Linked DNA regions of Homo sapiens: region 2 is linked to region 1. A link is a loop called in an ENCODE intact Hi-C map of the cell type or tissue named here. Cell type or tissue: IMR-90. All regions are shown on one strand. Each heading gives the region's core, and the rest is flanking DNA. Links, peaks and the distances in the headings are about the cores only. Region 1 holds the start of LOC112268080 (ATP synthase subunit ATP5MJ, mitochondrial-like). Region 2 overlaps FAT3 (FAT atypical cadherin 3).

The links. Hi-C counts contacts between places; a loop is a spot of excess contacts. Peaks named below come from ENCODE experiments on the same cell type or tissue, not always from the same donor. Only the 100,000 strongest peaks of a DNase experiment are listed, where the experiment ranks them.
Region 2: it touches region 1 in a loop (2.5-fold over the local background); 2 of 110 quality-filtered maps call a loop at or near these places.

Annotation. Positions count from the first base shown.
Region 1 is chr11:93,221,197-93,230,077 of GRCh38, reverse strand. It overlaps LOC112268080 (ATP synthase subunit ATP5MJ, mitochondrial-like), which reads left to right and starts at 7,538. Exons shown (of 1, transcript XM_024448785.2): 1 at 7,538-8,770. The coding sequence starts at 8,448. The coding sequence ends at 8,624. In IMR-90, for the core only: a CTCF peak has its summit at 4,272 (motif pointing right); no DNase peak of the experiment used is centred there; H3K27me3 peaks cover 160 bases.
Region 2 is chr11:92,730,731-92,739,611 of GRCh38, reverse strand. All of the region lies in intron 4 of FAT3 (FAT atypical cadherin 3), which reads right to left. Among named protein-coding and RNA genes, the nearest start is that of LINC02746, 180 kb to the left of the region's middle. In IMR-90, for the core only: a CTCF peak has its summit at 4,373; no DNase peak of the experiment used is centred there.

The DNA.
Region 1 (8,881 bases), core at 550-8,549:
CGGAAAATTTAGAGGTGTCAGCATAAAATCATGTTTTTTCTAAGAAATAAAAAATAATAAAAATGTATATATCTTTCCTAGCTCTTTCTGCTGAAAGGGCCTAGAAGTAATGCTACTCTAGTTACAATGAGCACTCCTAGCACCTAGATCTTGGTGTCTAAAGATAATTCCCCTTTAAAAATAGCTGATTCTAAAATACAACATAAATACAAGATAAGACTAGAATATTTTGTTGTAGTAGAAAATAAAGAAATTATTTGAAAAATAAAAAGGCCCAAGGATGTTACAAAGAGGAAGAATCTCAAAGAGACCTCTAGCCAAATCAATGATCAAAAACAAAACAAATAAAAGAACAAAGACGGCTGGGCGCAGGGGCTCACGCCTGTAATCCCAACACTTTGAGAGGCCGAGGCAGGCAGATCACCTGAGATCAGGAGTTTGAGACCAGCCTGGCCAACACAGTGAAACCTGGTCTGTACTAAAAACACAAAAATTAGCTGGGCATGGTGGCGGGTGCCTCTAGTCCCAGCAACTCAGGAGTCTGAAGCAGGAGAATGGCGTGAACCCAGGAGGCGGAGCTGGTAGTGAGCCGAGATCGTGCCACTACACTCCAGCCTGGGCAACAGAGCGAGACTCCGTCTCAAAAAAAAAAAAAAAAAAAAAAAAAAAAAGATCCCAAAGAATCCTGACACTACTGGATTATAACACTGTGGAAAAAAACCTAAGAATCCACCAGTGCCCTTAATGATACTAAACAAAGAGAAAAACAAATAATAAGAATAACAGGAGAGCTTTTCTTTATAATAGAACATCAACTAGTAAATGTGGAAGGAATAACACAGAAAATCACGATTTTGCACCCATCATAGTAATATTTTGTTTAGATAAGAATCATCCAGGAATATTAAAACCATTGCGTGAAAGTTTGTTGGGAATGAGTATATTTACACAGCATGAAAATTTCTCCTCACAGATTATTCATTAACTACAAGAGGAAAAAAGTATTTCTACATAACAGATAACACTGTAGCTAAGTGACCACCAACAATGGGACAAACTGATATCTTATGATTCCTGATAAGAAAGGCTAAGAATACAACATCACTTATGTAACATTCCTGCCAAAAATGTATAACCTGAACTTAATTATGAGGAAACCACCAGTCAATCTCAAATTGAAGGATAAGCCACAAGGCAACTGGTCTGAATGTTTCAAAAATATCAATGTCAGAAGAGAAAAAGAAAGGCCAGGCATGGTGGCTCAAGCCTGTAATCCCAGCACTTTGGGAGGCCAAGGTGGACAGATTACAAGGTCAGGAGTTCGAGACCAGCCTAGCCAACATGGAGAAACCCCGTCTCTACTAAAAATAGAAAATTAGCAGGGCATGGTGGCGCATGCCTGTAATCCCAGCTACTTGGGAGGCTGAGGCAGGAGAATCTTTTGAACCTGGGAGGCTGAGGTTGTGGTGAGCCGAGATCATGCCATTGTACTCCAGCCTGGGCAACAAGAATGAAACTCCTCTCAAAAAAAAAGAAATAAAGAAAGAAAGAAAGGCTGTGGAGCCATTCTAGATTAAAAGTCATTAAAAAATGATTACAACTAAATGAAAAGCATGGTTCGTTACTGAATGTCTGATGAGAAAAAAAAATAAACACATTGCTATTAGGGATATTGCTAGGACAACTGATAGAATTTGGACAGAGATTGCATATTCCATAGTAGTATTATTGTATCATCATTAAATTTTTTGAACAGTCATTGCTCCATGTAAAACAATGTCCCTGTTCTTAAAATACAAATACTAAAGTATTAGGAGTGAATGTGCTTCAGTTGTATTTTTGAATCAGCTATTTTTAAAGGGGAATTATATGTAGGCATCAAGATCTAGGTGCTAGGTGTCTTCATTGTAGCTCAGGTTGCATTACTTCTAGGCCCTTTCACTAGGCCCTAAATACTTTAGTATTTATCTTTTAAGAGCAACAACAATAACATAGTTATAGGTGGAAAGATATAAAGCCAGCGTGGTAAAGTATTAACAATTGGCAAATCTCGGTGAAGGATATATGACAGTTTATTGTCCTAATTTAGCAACATTTCTATAAATGTGAAACTTTTACAAAATAAAAAGATAAAACAAATTTGAAAATCTTTAGGTGAATCTCTCTCCCCAACTAAATGGCATAAAAAAATTATCCTCCCTTTAAGCCCAGGGATTTTCCACTAATTTTGTCACTATTACATTTTCCTGTTGATAAGTTTTAGTTACTTCTTACAGGCAGCTGATGGAGAAGCAGGTTTGGGTGAAGGTGATGGGTGCAATTTGACACAGTGTCTTTGAGATCCAATGTGTCTCGAGAGATCCAATGTGATAGGAGCTCAGGGAAGAGGTCCCAGCCAAAGACATGGAATCAGGTGATATTAGTCCCTTGAGAGTTCTCCTGGAGGGAGCTTGGAGAATAAGAGTGGCAACTGTAAAGGAGACTAAGAGTGAATGGTGGGAGAACCAAGGGGAGCCATGGTTCAGCAGCTGTGGAAGGATACATTTCATATGGAGACCATGGTCCATAGCCTGAAATGTCCCAAGGAGTAAAGCAGACAACTGTAAAGTCCCCTGGATTTGGCAAGTAGGTGGTCCTTGGTAACCTGAATGACTTCCATAGGGGAGGGAGTTGAGGAGTGGGATTGGGTGAAACCACACCAGGGTGCATTAAAGAGTAATCGTGTGGCCAAGTGTGGTAGCTCATGCCTGTAATCCCACCACTTTGGGAGGCCGAGGTAGGCAGATCACTTGAGGTTAGCAGTTTGAGACAAGCCTCGCCAACATGGTAAAACCCCGTCTCTACTAAAAATACAAAAATTAGCCAGGCGTCGTGGCAGGCACGTGTAGTCCCAGCTACAGCTCAGGAGGCTGAGGCAGGAGAATCTCTTGAACCCAGGAGGTGGAAGTTGCACTGAGCTGAGATCGTGCCACTGCAGTCCAACCTGGGCAACACAGCAAGACTCTGTCTTTAAAAAAAAAAAAAAAAGTAATTGTGTAGGCCGGGCACAGTGGTTGAGGCCTGTAATCCCAGCACTTTGGGAGGCTGAGGCAGGCGGATATCTTTGAGCTCAGGAGTTCAAGACCAGCATGGGCAACATGGCAAAACCCCATCTCTACTAAAAATACAAAAAAATTAGCCATGTCTGGTGGTGGTGTGTGTCTGCAGTCCCAGCTACTTGAGAGGCTGAGGTGGGAAAATCTCTTGAGCCTGGGAGGCGGAGGTTGCAGTGAGCTGTGGTTGTGCCACTGCATTCCAGCCTGGGCAACAGAGCTAGACACTGTCTCAAAAACAAAAACAAAAACAAAAAGTAATTGTGGAGGTGAAATGTGATAAGAGTATTTGGATAAGCCTATTTGGAAGGGCAGGAGAGAAATATAGATGAAGGCAGATTTTTGGATTTGGTCTTTAGAGCTGGAAGGGATTTGCCCATGGAGAGGGGGAGGTTAGAGAATTGGAAAGGGGGATAGTTACATTAGCAAGAGCCCAGAGGAACCAGAGGGCAGGAGATCAGGGGTAGAGTGGTGGAACTAACCTGAGTAGGGAAAGAATGTATCTTCCCACCCAGTGGCCTATGAACCCTAGGGCCTTGTCTTCTGTCTTGATCTGTCTCAAAAGAAACCAAACTGTTAGCCTCTTTCCTAATATTTCTGATGAGCCAACCACAGGATCCTGGTAGGCAGGGTATTGACTTAGGTAGAGTTCTGAATTTGGAGTGGGAAGACAGCTTTAATTTCTTGTTTTTTGCTTGACTTCCTGACTGTGTTATCCTTTCTGAGCAGCAATGTCCTCATCTTTAAAATGAAAAAAATGTACTCCATGTAATAAAGTAGGACAATATATGAAAACACTTTAGAAAGGGACTTGCGATTAGGTAGCTTTTTTGAGGTGTTTGTTTGTTTGTTTGTTTGTCCCTCTGCTCTTAGGATCTGGCAATATTCCAGTGACCAGGAGATCTGGAAGTTGCCAAGAATGTTCTCTGCAACTGCTGGCTTCTAATGAGGCAGCTCACACAGGATTTGCTGTCTTGGATTTAAAAATAAGTGCATCCACAGAGAGATGGACTGTCACCAGAGGTTTGGTAATATAATTAACTGTAGAATGCAAGCCAATGGAAGCCAGCTGGCAATCACTGAAACTTGGGGGTTCGGTAGCTCAGAATGAGTTTGTTATTGAGAATTGTTTATAATAATCAAATTTCCACTAGGTGACAGCAAAGCCCATAATATGATCTAAATCATTGTTCTTCTTGAATAAATAGTGTTTGAGAATCTTCCAAAAGCAGCAGATCCTGCCATTCTGGAGAGAGTAATTATTGCTAAAATTATGACATATGGCCTCGAGATATTGTCATTACTCTTCTGAGATAAATAACTCCAGTTTTAAAAAAACCAATTTTAGTGTTTGACATTCTAAGTCACTTGAATTTATAGAAACAACTATAACAATAATTTAAAAAGCTAATATGTGTTAACCATTTGCTGTGTGCCAGGCACTCTTATAAATGCGCATGGCTCTTGATACTACCCAACCTCTCAGAGGTTTCACAGGGACCACAAGTCCCCTCTTTTAATAAAGAACTAAGTCTTCCCTGGGCCACTTCTGTAACCATAACACTAATTACATAAATACATGCTTGTGGCTGAACTACCCTGCCCAGGAGAGGAGGAGTTTGGTTATGCATATTAATGATTTAGTCAAGAGCCCTTTACAGGGTTTTATGAACAATTTTCAGTTATAATTGGTATTTCTCAGAGCATTTATCTTTTTTAAAAATAACTTTCCCCCTCTTAGACCTATGCTAACCCTTCATTGGGTTCCATGTTGGTGGCTCATTCATCTTGGGACTGTGTTGAGTTTGCGGTAACCTATTGGAGTCTTTTTTTTTAGGGTCTAAGGCGGAGACCCCAGGCAGAGTGAGCTTGACTCATCATGGTACAAAGCCTTTAACCATCAGAAGGAAGTGGGAATTATGGGGGCATTGCTGGTATTTGACTCTGTCCCCTGGCCCCTGGCTCCTGAATGCTTGCCTTGGTTCTAAGCAGAGAAAGGACTGAGAAGTAAAATGGCAGGGCTGTTTCTGGAACACACTAATTCACAGGCAGCCCTGCTTAGTTTGTTTTCTTCAATCAGAATATAACATAAAAACCAGGGAGCTACATAGCTGGCTCCTCTACGGCTACCCATACTGCTTTTCTTTTCTTTTTAATTATTACTATCTCTGAAAGTATGCTATAAATGCATGAGATGAAATTTCCAAAGGTGCAACAGAGCACACAGTTAAAAAGTAAGTTTTACTTCCCACACCTGTTCCCCATAGGAAACCACTGGTTCTCATAGTTACCAGTTTCCAGTAATGTTCAGCCTCAGCAGCCTGGGGATTCCATGCTTGCAGGACAGTGGTAGGGATGCTGGCTGCTGATGGGGGGAGCAGTTAGGAGTAGCTCAGATTGCGGAGTGAGTTAAGCACATGTGACACCTCCTGATGAGGCTCAGGGACTAGGGGCACATGGCGTGTGGGAAAATAAGCCAGGAAACCTTAGGAATTCATAACAAGATGGCCTTATTTGCACCCACAGGCTGGTGTTGCCTGGGGAAGTTGTGTACTATTATTATTGAAATATGTTCTCAGATGAAAGTTAAAAAATAAAGATAAGTATATCTCATTATTTAAGTATATATATATACGTATATATATGTATATACATATTTATATAGGTATATATAAGTATATATATACGTACTTATATACGTATATATGTATACATGTATACGTATATATATGTACTTATATACGTATATATATTTCTTATATACATATATGCACATATATAAGTATATATACGTGGGTATATATACACGATACGTATATATACACATATATATGTATATGTGTATATATATAACTATATATACGTATATATATAATTATATATACGTATATATATAATTATATATACGTGTATATACACGTATATATATGTATATATAAACAGTTTTTCCTGCAATATGGAGCCCAAGCCCCAGTCTCCAAGTCTCGTAGCAACCCAAGAACCAGAAAACAATGCCTCCAGAAGATAGAAATTGACACTCCTAAGGTCACCAGCAATCTTATCCAACAATGTCAGCTGAGCCACGAGAGGCAGCAACCATTGCAGAGTGGCAGCCAGCCTAGGCAAGCCATGACCCAGCCCCTGACACTGGCCCCAGGTGCATTCACAAGGGTGAGCATGTGTGCTGGTTGACCCAGGACCACCTCAGTTTATACCTGGGATAATTGTTAAAAGGGTCCTTTTCCAATCTCAAGAACTGTCCCAAGTTTGTCAATAAAGTACATGATCTCTCTAAATACAGTTCCCCTGTGCATCATCTTCCCCCGTGCCACTCCTCCAGGGTGCTGGACCAATTATGGAGTTAGGGTGGGTCAGGTGTCTACCATCTTTCAGACCCAAAGCTGCAACCATTTTCTTTCCCTAGGACCTCTTCTGGGTCTAACAGTCTCCTGTTTCTGGGGCACAAAAGGGCCAATTCTACCTCCAGTTCAGGCAACAGAACTCCCCAGCCACCCTTCGGAGGATTGGATACCCTAAATGCTTATGCCTCTTTTCCCCAATGAGCCCGATGCTCAATAGCTCAAATGTAGTTTACCACTGAGATACGTAATAAACATCTCAGGATATTTATTTTGGCCCCTCTCTAATCCCTAGCATGTCATTTTCATGAGGAAAAAAAGGAAAACAAAATCCTCCTACAATAACTGGAAATTTCCAGAGGTTAATAATTTTGGAAGCATATTCTTCTGGATATGTATGTAGTCTTTTATTAGTTCTAGCTGTTTTTCAGCAGACTTTAAAAGTTTTTTCTGGGTAAACAATCATGATTTGCAAGTAATAATTATACTGACACCTAATATTTATTTATTTAACATTTTGAAACTTTTTATTTTAGAGCCTAAAACTTCTAGGATATAATTGAATAACAATGATAGCAAGCATGTCTTCTTGCCGACTTTAATAGAATGCTTCTAGTATTTCACCCTTAAAATGATGTGATTTAAGGTTGGACTTTGTGTGAAGGGAGTATCCTCTTAAGCTTACCAAAATAATTACTTTGGTTGTAACTTATAGAATAAATTGTCAGTATCTTGATCTTTGTTTTGTCCAGATAAATGGCAATGGAACTATACCTTTGCTTTACTCAGATATCCAACTGTTGCAGCTCTTTCTCTTTTTACCTACAATAAAATATTAAATCCATAAATCATTAAGTGCATGGGTTTAAGTCTAGTTGTGGGACCTTGCTAACTATTCTGAATTTCACTTTCTTTATCTGAAAATTAGAATTAAAAATACTGACTTCACAGAGTTGCTGCATTAACTTATTGCCTAGAATGTAGCAAGCACTCAATAAGTGTATTATTATAGCTGTTATAATATATATATTTCACTCTCTGATCCTATTGGAGATATAGATATAAAATATATCACATGTAATAATAAGAGAGTGAAAAATCTCCTTAGAAAAGACTTTTCAGTTAATGACAGTGGTGATTCTAGGATTATCTTAAGTTCACTGTGGTCTTTTCTTTAGAGGTGGTAGAATGCCCAACTGTTCCAGTTTGTTCTGGATAGGGGAGTGTCCCAGGATGAAGGACTTTCGGTGCTAAAACCAGAGAAGTCCTGGGTAAATTGGGACAAGTTGGTCACCTAGATCATGGTGATATTTGACTCCTTTCCTGTTTTCATCTGATCAGGTAGGCTCCTCCAGAAGACAAAAATAGCATTCAAAGAAAATTATTAAAGGCCTGCTGATGAACTGACATCACCATCATCATTTTAGTAATAATAATAATACTGTAATAATAAGCCATATTTAGAAGGAAACTAAATATCTTTCTAAGGAAATTTCTAGCAAACCAAGACAAACACTACTGGGATGATTTTCACAAAAGATTTACTCTTTGGATGGTAAGCAAGCACTAAGAAAGTAGCTATTCCAATGGGGCAGGAGGAAGAAAAGAGAAGCTGGGGTGCTTGACATAGTTCAGATACTACAAATCTGGTGCTCCTGATCTACAGAAGGAAGTGTGGACATAGACCCACACTGGGTGTGAGAGTAACAGGAAGAGGTGCAAGAGAGAGGTGATTCCCCTCTAGAAAGTTTGGGGCAAGCCTGGAGGGGATGCTGGCTTTGTGGGCTGTTGCCAGGATAGTTGCTACCCACCTGTGCTCTGGCCTGAACCTGGCTGAGTCATCACCCAGAATGCTGTGACAAGTGGGAGTAATTATAGCCCAGGAGGACATGGAAGCATCAAGTAATTACAGCCGAGGGGGACACGCCCTGGGCTATGGCGCTGCTGTGCACAGAGCACGAGGCAAGGTACAGGCAGGTGTGGGCAAAAGGTATAGATGCTTCAAAGTATTATTAAAAATGTGTGGATCCCCATGAAGCTCTACTATACTCAAGTTTACCAGGATATTTGGGTAGGAATGGGGCTGATGAGCCTCATCATTTATAAAATCCAGAGTGCTAATAAAAGAAGTAAAGCTTTGAAATCTCCGGTGCCTGCTCACAGTCATCACTAACCAGCTTTACCTGGAGTACACATGAAATGAAACATCAGTCAGCTTGTAAATTTAAGTAAGCTGTGTTAGACTGTACACTTGTTTAAGTATCGCTTACTTCATGGCATGAATAAATGGATCTGTGAAATTCACTGAAAAAAAAAAGAGAGATCAAGATCGGGAGTACGGTGGAAACAGAGGTCATTGCTGGGTAAACTCAAAAGATTTAGTACACAGGACAGAGACATGGCTGAGGCACTGGGATTTTATTCTTACTA
Region 2 (8,881 bases), core at 338-8,337, 490 kb after region 1:
TATGTCAGGGATTCTAATATCCAGCCAAACTAGGAAGAAATAATTCACCAAAATATGTAGAGAATGTTCTGCGAAGTCTTGTCATATAACAGTAAGAGGAATCAGTTTATGAAACTTCCAAACTGATTAGAATTTTGCTACATTAAAAATTCCATCAGAAAGCTTACAATAAAAATGATACTTGAATAGGCTTTAAGGCAATAGGAATGTCTATTGATCATAAAGAGTTATCTGTTTGCATGCTTCAGTGGATAGGACCATTACCATAACATGCAGGCTCACAGTCTTCCCTGGAAATCTCCAGAAATTACAAAAAACAAAAAGATTGCATGAGGTATCAGGTCATTGCATCACCAGCAGCTGAAGGCTACTTGGCAAAGATGTATGGCTGTTGTCCAAGTTCTGGTCCCTTTGGTTTTGAAATCAGATAATCAGAGTCCTAAGACATATCACTGCAATCCAGGAAAGGCTTAGGGTGAGATCCATCTGTCCTTTTATGTAGCTTTGCCTTAGACAGACTTAGGATCCCTAGGTTGGCCCAAGTCTCAGTGCTCTATCTTGGTGCTTTTGAGTTTGTGGGTCAGCTGCCAGGGTAATTTATTATTGAAAGCTATAGTGTGACAGGGACTCATCATGTTCTGAGTCTTCAGTAGCAACAATAATATTGAGGCCCCTTCATTCATACTACTTCCAAGCACTTTAATATCTGTGAACACATTTGATTTTCCCAACGACTTGACTAGGAAAGTTGGTGAAGAAATATTAACCCCACTTGATAATGGATGAAGAATCCAGCAAGATCCAATGCTTTGCCCAGAGTCACTCAGCTTATAGGTGACAGCATAGCCATACAAGACTCAGCATGTTGTGAAATCCAGGTGGATAACACAAAAAAATGTACATACTTTTCCAGGAAAAATTAACTAAACATATTTGTTGCATAAATGGGGAAGTAGCATGTCTTCATCAAAGAATCGTATTGTTTATATCAGAGTACTTTGAATTCACTATTCCTGATCTGTACTATGTATTATGTGTTCAGTAATTACTCCTTGAGGACCTGCAATGTAAAAGCACTGTGGGAGAGAGATGATGATGAACAAAAACATGGTCCTTGCGCCACAGGAGCTTCCCATCTGGAGGAGATGACAGCCATGATTACAAATCACAAAGGGATGCGGAAGCGAGACAAAGCTCTGTATGTAGGCTGTGTGCAAAAGTAGTCAGGCTAAAAATTCCCAGTGGGATCATCAATGTTTTGGTACCATTTTAAATGTTACTCTAGTATCTTGGGGAACCTGGTGTTTTAAATAAATGCCCTTTACTTTTGGGGAATTAAATGTCCCTGCAGTAAAAATCTATATTATTGAGTTCTCTTCTCATAAGGTGATTACGGAATTCTTCCTCATAAAATGGGATGTTTAAAATCTATCTGGAGTGATGATGTATTTGTATTATTTCAGAGGGCTTCCTAGAGGATTCCTCAATGTCCTGCTTAACCTTAAGACCTTTAATTCTCATGAAATGCTATAGAAGAAAAGATCACAGGTTTTACACAACCTTTTGAAATGTAAGAAGTAAAGGTTTATAGGAAAGTTTATTTGCCCCAATTCTCCCTACCACTCTGATGCCCTGTCTCAATGAGAACAATGAAAAATCGGTAGCTGTATTTGTTTCTGGTATCTTTTTTGAAGCAATCAGGGGGCAGATTCTGTGAGGCCTGATTCCAAGGATGGCAGGGAGGAGGAATGAGGTTTCTTGATAACACTGTTACACAATTGAACAATTCTTGACACTGTATGGCTCCTGGGATCCATTATGTGAGTAATACATTTTCTGAACTAAAACAAAGTTCGTTCTTCCCAAATTACAGTAATTAATTCCACTGAATTAAAAAAAAATCTAACTGAAATACATGGAAAATTCTGACTGCTTATTTTTAGTAATTCTATGTAAAAATTAAACAAGGTTGATTCTTATCTAATGACTATGTCATCAATTTTTATAATCCTCATGACTTTATTGTGTGTTTCTTTATGAATAAACATTCCTCTCTCTCTCTCTCACACACACAGACACACACACACACACGTACACAGTGATGTATATATACACACACCATTTGACTGTGGTTTAGGAAGATGCTTTGGGTGAGGTTTTTAATCTGTCTTTGAATTGCTGTAAATAGGGATTAGGATCCAATTACTTCATCTGACACCACCACTTTATAATAGAAGAAAATTCTCTTTGCTATTCCTTAGATTTTAAGTACCATGGCTACCCACAGAGTCCCTGATCATAAGGAAAGGACCTCAGATGAATGGAAATCAGAGACAAAAATCAAGGGCTGGTATATCCTCCGTCACACAGTGTAATCAGCAGACTAGGCAGATTACTTGAAATTTCAATTTCTTTCCCCTCTGCTGAGAGTACACTTCATCTTCTGCTTTTCCAAACATTTTGAATTGTGACTGAGGATTCTGTGAGATATTACTGTTTCAGTCTTCTGAAAGTTGCAATTAAATACATTCTAAATAGATGTCACCTTGCCACCTTTTTGGAAAGGTATAAGAGAAAAAAAATTAGCCATCACAGGAAAATAATTCATAGTTAAGGCTCTTTCTTCTCCCTTAACCACGTTCCGTTGTGTCTTCATGGCAACAAATGTCTGTAATCAGACTCTGGTTCCAGCTTTCTAAAGACATCAGTGAGATGGGCAGGAGTGGGAGGATCATATCTCTTTTTACAGACATAAAAGGAAAAAAATAAAAGACCACCCTAGAAGTGACTGAATTTGTACCTGAGAGATCTTTTAAATAAATGAATCAAATTCTCACTTTATTGCCCAGATACTAGGAATCTTTCCTTTTCAAAAGAGTATAGGTGTTGCTATATTTATGACTTTCTTCCTAAAAATGAAATTTCTACAGTATCAGTAGCTAAATGAAGCCTGAGAACTTTCTGGAGAAATTGAAAGGACAATGCTAATGGCCTGGGGTTCACAGAGAAGGTATAGATCCCTTACAACTAATTTATTTTCCTAGCAGTCTTGTGTGGGTCTGATCAGACACCTCAAGGGTCAATTGCCATTACTTCTTTTTCGTTACTTAACAATTCTGTCCCCAAATGCCATTCTTCTACTCAATTTCACTCTTTTGCAGTGTAATTGGGTCCTACTGAATCAATGGGAATCATCTTCATGATTACCTGAACATGGTTCGTGGTCTGAGGTGAGGAATTATGGCTTGCTCTGAACAGGTGCACATTTGGGCTTGGTGAGCATCTTGGAAGGCTGGGGTCAGGAATGTCATTATCCTTATCATTTCCCAAAACTGGTAGGCTGTGGCTTACCTGAACTTGAACCCTCTGCTGGCGACTCTCAAATGGCAGCTCCAGATATAAAATGTCTGGGTCAGCACAACAGTTTGGTTGCCAAGAATGAGACTTCTCTATGATCTGAAAGAGTAACTCAGCTCCCAACTAGGAACTGTGCAGAAGCTCAAGAAGGATCAGACAGTGCCTTCAAAGAGCCATCTTCACAACAGTAGAGAGTAAGAGAAAAACATTGCTTCTGGATCAGACAGGTTTGCCATAAGAATGCTGGTTTTTCCACTGCTTCTGAGCTGTACAACCTTGAGCAAATATAAATTATGTCTCAATATCCATATTTGTTACATGGGAATAGCAATATCTACCTCACAGAGATGTTACTAGAATTAAATGAAATAACATGTTAATTATTCAACAAACATATATAGAGAACCCATTACTTTCAGATACTAGGTTAAGCACTAGAGGTTAAGCACTGGATATACAAACATAAATAACCCTCCACCTATGTCTTCTAAAGGCTGAATCTAGTATGTAATAGTCCAACACAGTGTTTTACGTTTAGCCAATATAGGTTTTAAACGCAGGTTTATGGTTTTACTAAATCATTGTAAATTAATTTTTCTTTAAAATTGTTAACATGTTCATGCAAATAGAGCACTAACTGCTGTCATTAATTTCTATCTATCTATCTATCTATCTATCTATCTATCTATCTATCTATGCTCATCCATCCATCCTTCTAGTCATTCACTTGTGAATAGTTTGTGTCCATCAGCTTAACACATTTACAGCTGGAATGAACAAATAATTTAGTATTCAGTAGACCTCTGGAATGACTAAAGATTTGAGAGCAAAAGCTATATAAGTAATGATTTTTATGACACTAGCCTCATGGAATGGTCTTAATGCAAATGACATTGTCCAAAGACAGTGAGAGCCTCTTCCAGGAAAGACCCTTATGTGAACTGCCATGATTATTCTCTGAAAACTCCAATTCAGAATTGCAATCATGAAAATGGCTATGATTAGCCCCCTAGTGACCTGAGAGTGTTAATGCTACTTCCCAAAGTGTCAAGCAAACAATCAAGAAGAGCATTGGTGCTGGAAAAATCAGGCTTGTCATTCAGCACAGGTGGTTTCAGATATGCATGCCCTAAGTCAGACATGACATGCTCAAACTTTACCGGGAGTTCCTGCAGGGAGGTGTTCTAGAATCCTCTTTGCCTGTTTATTATCACATTTAATTAGCCACCAAGTTCTATTAATTCTACCACCTAGAACTATCTAAAATCTATCCTCTCTTCTCCATCCCCTACCTTAGTTCAGATCCCCATTCATTCTTATCTAGACCTGGTCTATAGCCTCCTGACTGGTCTCCTTTTATCCGATCTTCCTCTATCCACAAGCCATGCTCCTTTTTGCAGGCTCAGGGATCATTTTGTAAAGCAAATATGATAATTTGTTTACCAATATTTTCAGTATGCTCTCCCAACAAACATACACGCTGTGCCTACTCTTCCTGTCTGTCTGGTTTTGTTACACACACCTTGTTCCTTCTCTCTGGAATATATACATTGTTCCTTTTTCTCCCTGACTACCTGGCAAATGTCTACTTTTCTTTTTCTTCATTTTTGAGTACTTATAGTGTTCCAAGCAAATAAGAGCATTGCTTTTTTAAAACAAATTAATTGACTTTATTTTCTAGTGCATTATTATTATGATAACCAACCGACATTATCTCATTTAACTTCCAGAGTAAATGTTACTTAGACTTTAGCGTTCAGTTAACATGCCATTATACTGCGATTTTAAAAAATCCTACTGCCCTGGACAAGGTCAGCCTCTGCTTCTTCTAGTGCTTAACAGCCTTTGGAACAGACATCTATGTAATCCCTTCTCTACACATCTTGTGCTTGTTTGCTGGACTTGGAACAAAAAGAACTTGCTGTATCCTTAGTGTCTAAGCCAGTGCTGGATACACATTAGGTTCTCAAACATGTGGTATCGCACTGACACAGGTGACATAAACTGAACCACAGCTTGCTTCTCTCTCCCTTCCAGAGACAATCCTTTTTCCAGAAGAAGCAGGTAGACCTCCATACTCAGGGTTTGGTTATTAAGAATTCTTACCACAATTAAACCAGTAATGTACTCCTCTGAATTAAAACATCAGATACTCAGAGAGGACTTTGGAGGCTGGAAAACTTCCTATAACTTCCAAAGGTGCCAATTTATCATAACAGAGTTATTGGGGAACCAGAGCTTCCTGGCATATTAGGTAGTAGCACATATTAAACAGATGCTTTGCAGCAAAGGAAAGTGTACTTAAAAGCACTGCTCTGTTAATTGAATATCAGACTAAAGCTCCTAATTAATATTAGAAAACCTTTCAAAAATGGAAATAAAGAATATCAAGAAGTATTTATATACCCCTAAACAATCATCTCTATTGTGAGGATTCCCAAATCTGTACCTACAGCTTCAGTTTCCTGCACAAGATTTCATCCCATATATCTAAGGTCTCAATAGGAAGTTTCACTTTTTTGCCCCCCTTGCATCTAAAACATAACGTGCCAAACTCAACTCATATCTTCTCTCTCAAGTCACATCGGCCTTTCAACCTAGGGACCACCATGCTTTCATTTACTTAAGCTTATAGAGCTGTGGGCTCTACCCTCTCTGTCTCATACTGATGATGCTTCTCAGAAGACTGCTGTCCAACTCTGCATGTATGCTTCGATTGCTCTACCCTAGACCTGGACCCTATAATTTGATAACTAAGTCACAATCTCATATCTGGTATTCAAGCCTCAAGTCTTTTCCTCATCTAGGACATTGTACACATGGTGCTAAAACAATCAATCATTTTGTAGACAAGAGACCACCAAGACACCAAATTCTATCACAGTCTTGCCTCATATTACCTATTCAAATTGATTTCCTAAACTTTCATGTACAAGGCTTCAGCTAGTAACATCAGAATGTGCCCAGTTCACTTGAGTCTTCCCCCAAACCTTCCAGAATGTAGACTTGTTTTACTCATGTATTAAGTGGTTACTGAGCCTGTTTCTTCCAGAGTGGCTCCCAGTTGGATCCACACTGTCTAACAAGGCATACGTAGCCTTCTGACATCCAGCCTTGTGCCTCAGTCTTTGCTACCCTTGTGTAACCACTGCCCCTGTCTCCCCTACTCCACATCTTCCCTCCTCTCTAGGCTCCAGTCAGCTACCTGCCCCTCAGCAAGCCTGCTGTTCTTACTTCTGGAACATCCTGTGCGGTGAAGTTTTTTCCTGGGTCTAACTTCCAGTGTTTTTTAACATCAAACTCAGTGGTTATCCCACAGGGAAGTGGTCCTTTATCACCTTTCCACCGTCCAAGTGAAGCACACCTGCTCTGTGATGTCTCCCAAAGCACTTATCAAACTGTCCCTTGGAAGACAGGTGGAGGGTCATTTGTTTTTGTATCCCCAGTGCTTAACCTCTAGTGCTTAACCTAGTATCTGGAAAGTAATGGGTTCTCTATAAATGTTTATTGAATAATTAACATGTTATTTCTTTTAATTCTAGTAAAATCTCTGTGAGGTAGATATTGCTATTCCCATGTAACAAATATGGACATTGAGACATAATTTAAATTTGCCCAAGGTTGTATAGCTCAGAAACAATGGAGAAACCAGGATTCTCATGGCAAACCCATCTGATCTAGAAGCAATGTTTTTCTCTGATTCTCTACTGTCAGATGATGGCTTGCTGTGAAGAGGTTTATCATTAATTTTTTCAAATATTAAACCATAAATGCATTGAGGGTATAAGCAATATCTTATTCATTTTTGTGTCCTTAGCCACAGAGCAGGCACTCAAAATATGCTTACAGGATTAATGAGTAGGTGAGTGAGTGAGTAGTGGATGAAAAAAATGCCTGTTCAAACCTCATCCCACTTCCAGGAGCATTGATTGTTATATCGCTTCTATAAGCTTTTCCTCTATGTCTCAAATTTTATTTTGATCTTTCTATAAATAGATTCTAATAGCATTCAGTCACTCTCTGTATTATAATTAAATTGTACATTGTCTTTACTCATCTTTGCTTCCTCACCCCTTAAACATTTCTGACAATGCTAACAGTACCTAGCGTAAGAAACAATTAGTAAATTGATGTGAGTAAATTAGTAAATTTAATGAATAAAAAAATATCCCCCAAGGGCAAAAATAAAACCAGTGGAAAAAGTAAAACAGAAGTTAGAATACAGAGTAAATCTGAAGAAGGTGACAGGAGACTATAGGCAATTGGAATTCATGATCTATAACTGAACATGAAACTCTGAACAATTAAAGTCATTCATTCAACAAACATTGATTAAGCAATTTTTATGTGTTGTCATTATGTTAGGTACTAGCATTATGACACAATATAATTTACTGAGGAGACTAAAGCACCTCCCTTAAATTATTAAAAAAGAAAAACCAAGCAAACAAACAAACTTTTGTGTTAGAGATATAAAGAGAGGATACAGACGAAGGCATAGCTAACTGTGCCCTTGGGGGGTCTTCTTACTGCCTTAAGGGCTTTTTTTTTTCCCAAGAGAATGAACCTAAGGCCTCACAGAAATCCTTCAGCCACCAGAGAGTAAGACACTATCATTATCCTAGACTTTAGATGATATGAAAGCCATTTGCTATGCATAGGTCACCAAGAAAAAGTAAGGGTGGAACCTGGATCAGCTGAATGATGCTGCCACTCCTTGTTTAAGTGCATGTTTTGTAAAGTCTGTATCTCTGTGGTATTCTGGGGGAGGTGAACATCTATAAGATGGAATTGAAAGATGGGTGGTGTTGATCTAGGTCCATATTTCTCAACAAGGGCAGTATTGAACATTTGGGGTCATATAATTTTGTTGTGGGGGCTGTCCTGTAGGATGGCTGGCACCATCCTTTTCCCTACTGACTAGGTACCTGCTCTCTGCTATTGTGACAACCAAAAACTGTCTCCAGGCATTTCTAAATGTCCCCTGGAGGTAAAACTGGCACCAATAATGAACAAATGATCTATTCAAGGCTTCAAAAATATTTACAGGTTTGAGAGTAACTGGAAAGCAAAACATCAATGAACTTCCTTACATACATCTACATATTCAATAGCAAAATGCTGAGCTTTAGGAGGAGGATAAAGGGTGTTGGACTGAAGGACATTCTAATAGCACCACAAATATTGTGAAACATTTTGCTTCAATAAATGCAAGTTGGTGGGTGAAGGGGTGGGTGATAGGGAAGACAACACAAAACCGAATTTGACTTAGCCCCCGATTTCATAATGAAGGGTCAGCTATCATGGAAAGAACCTGCTCTGCTCATTTTAAAGAAATTGCTTTAGTTCTTAGGCATAAGAAGACCTATGATAAAGGCAGGGGGATGAAAAAAAAATTTTAAAAACTACATGATTAAAAATAGTCTTTTTTGAGATTTGAATGGAATAGTCTCAAGACATAAATGGGCATTTTTCAGAAATTACAAGAAATAATGATTGATTGTGGAACTAAGCAGAATTTTGA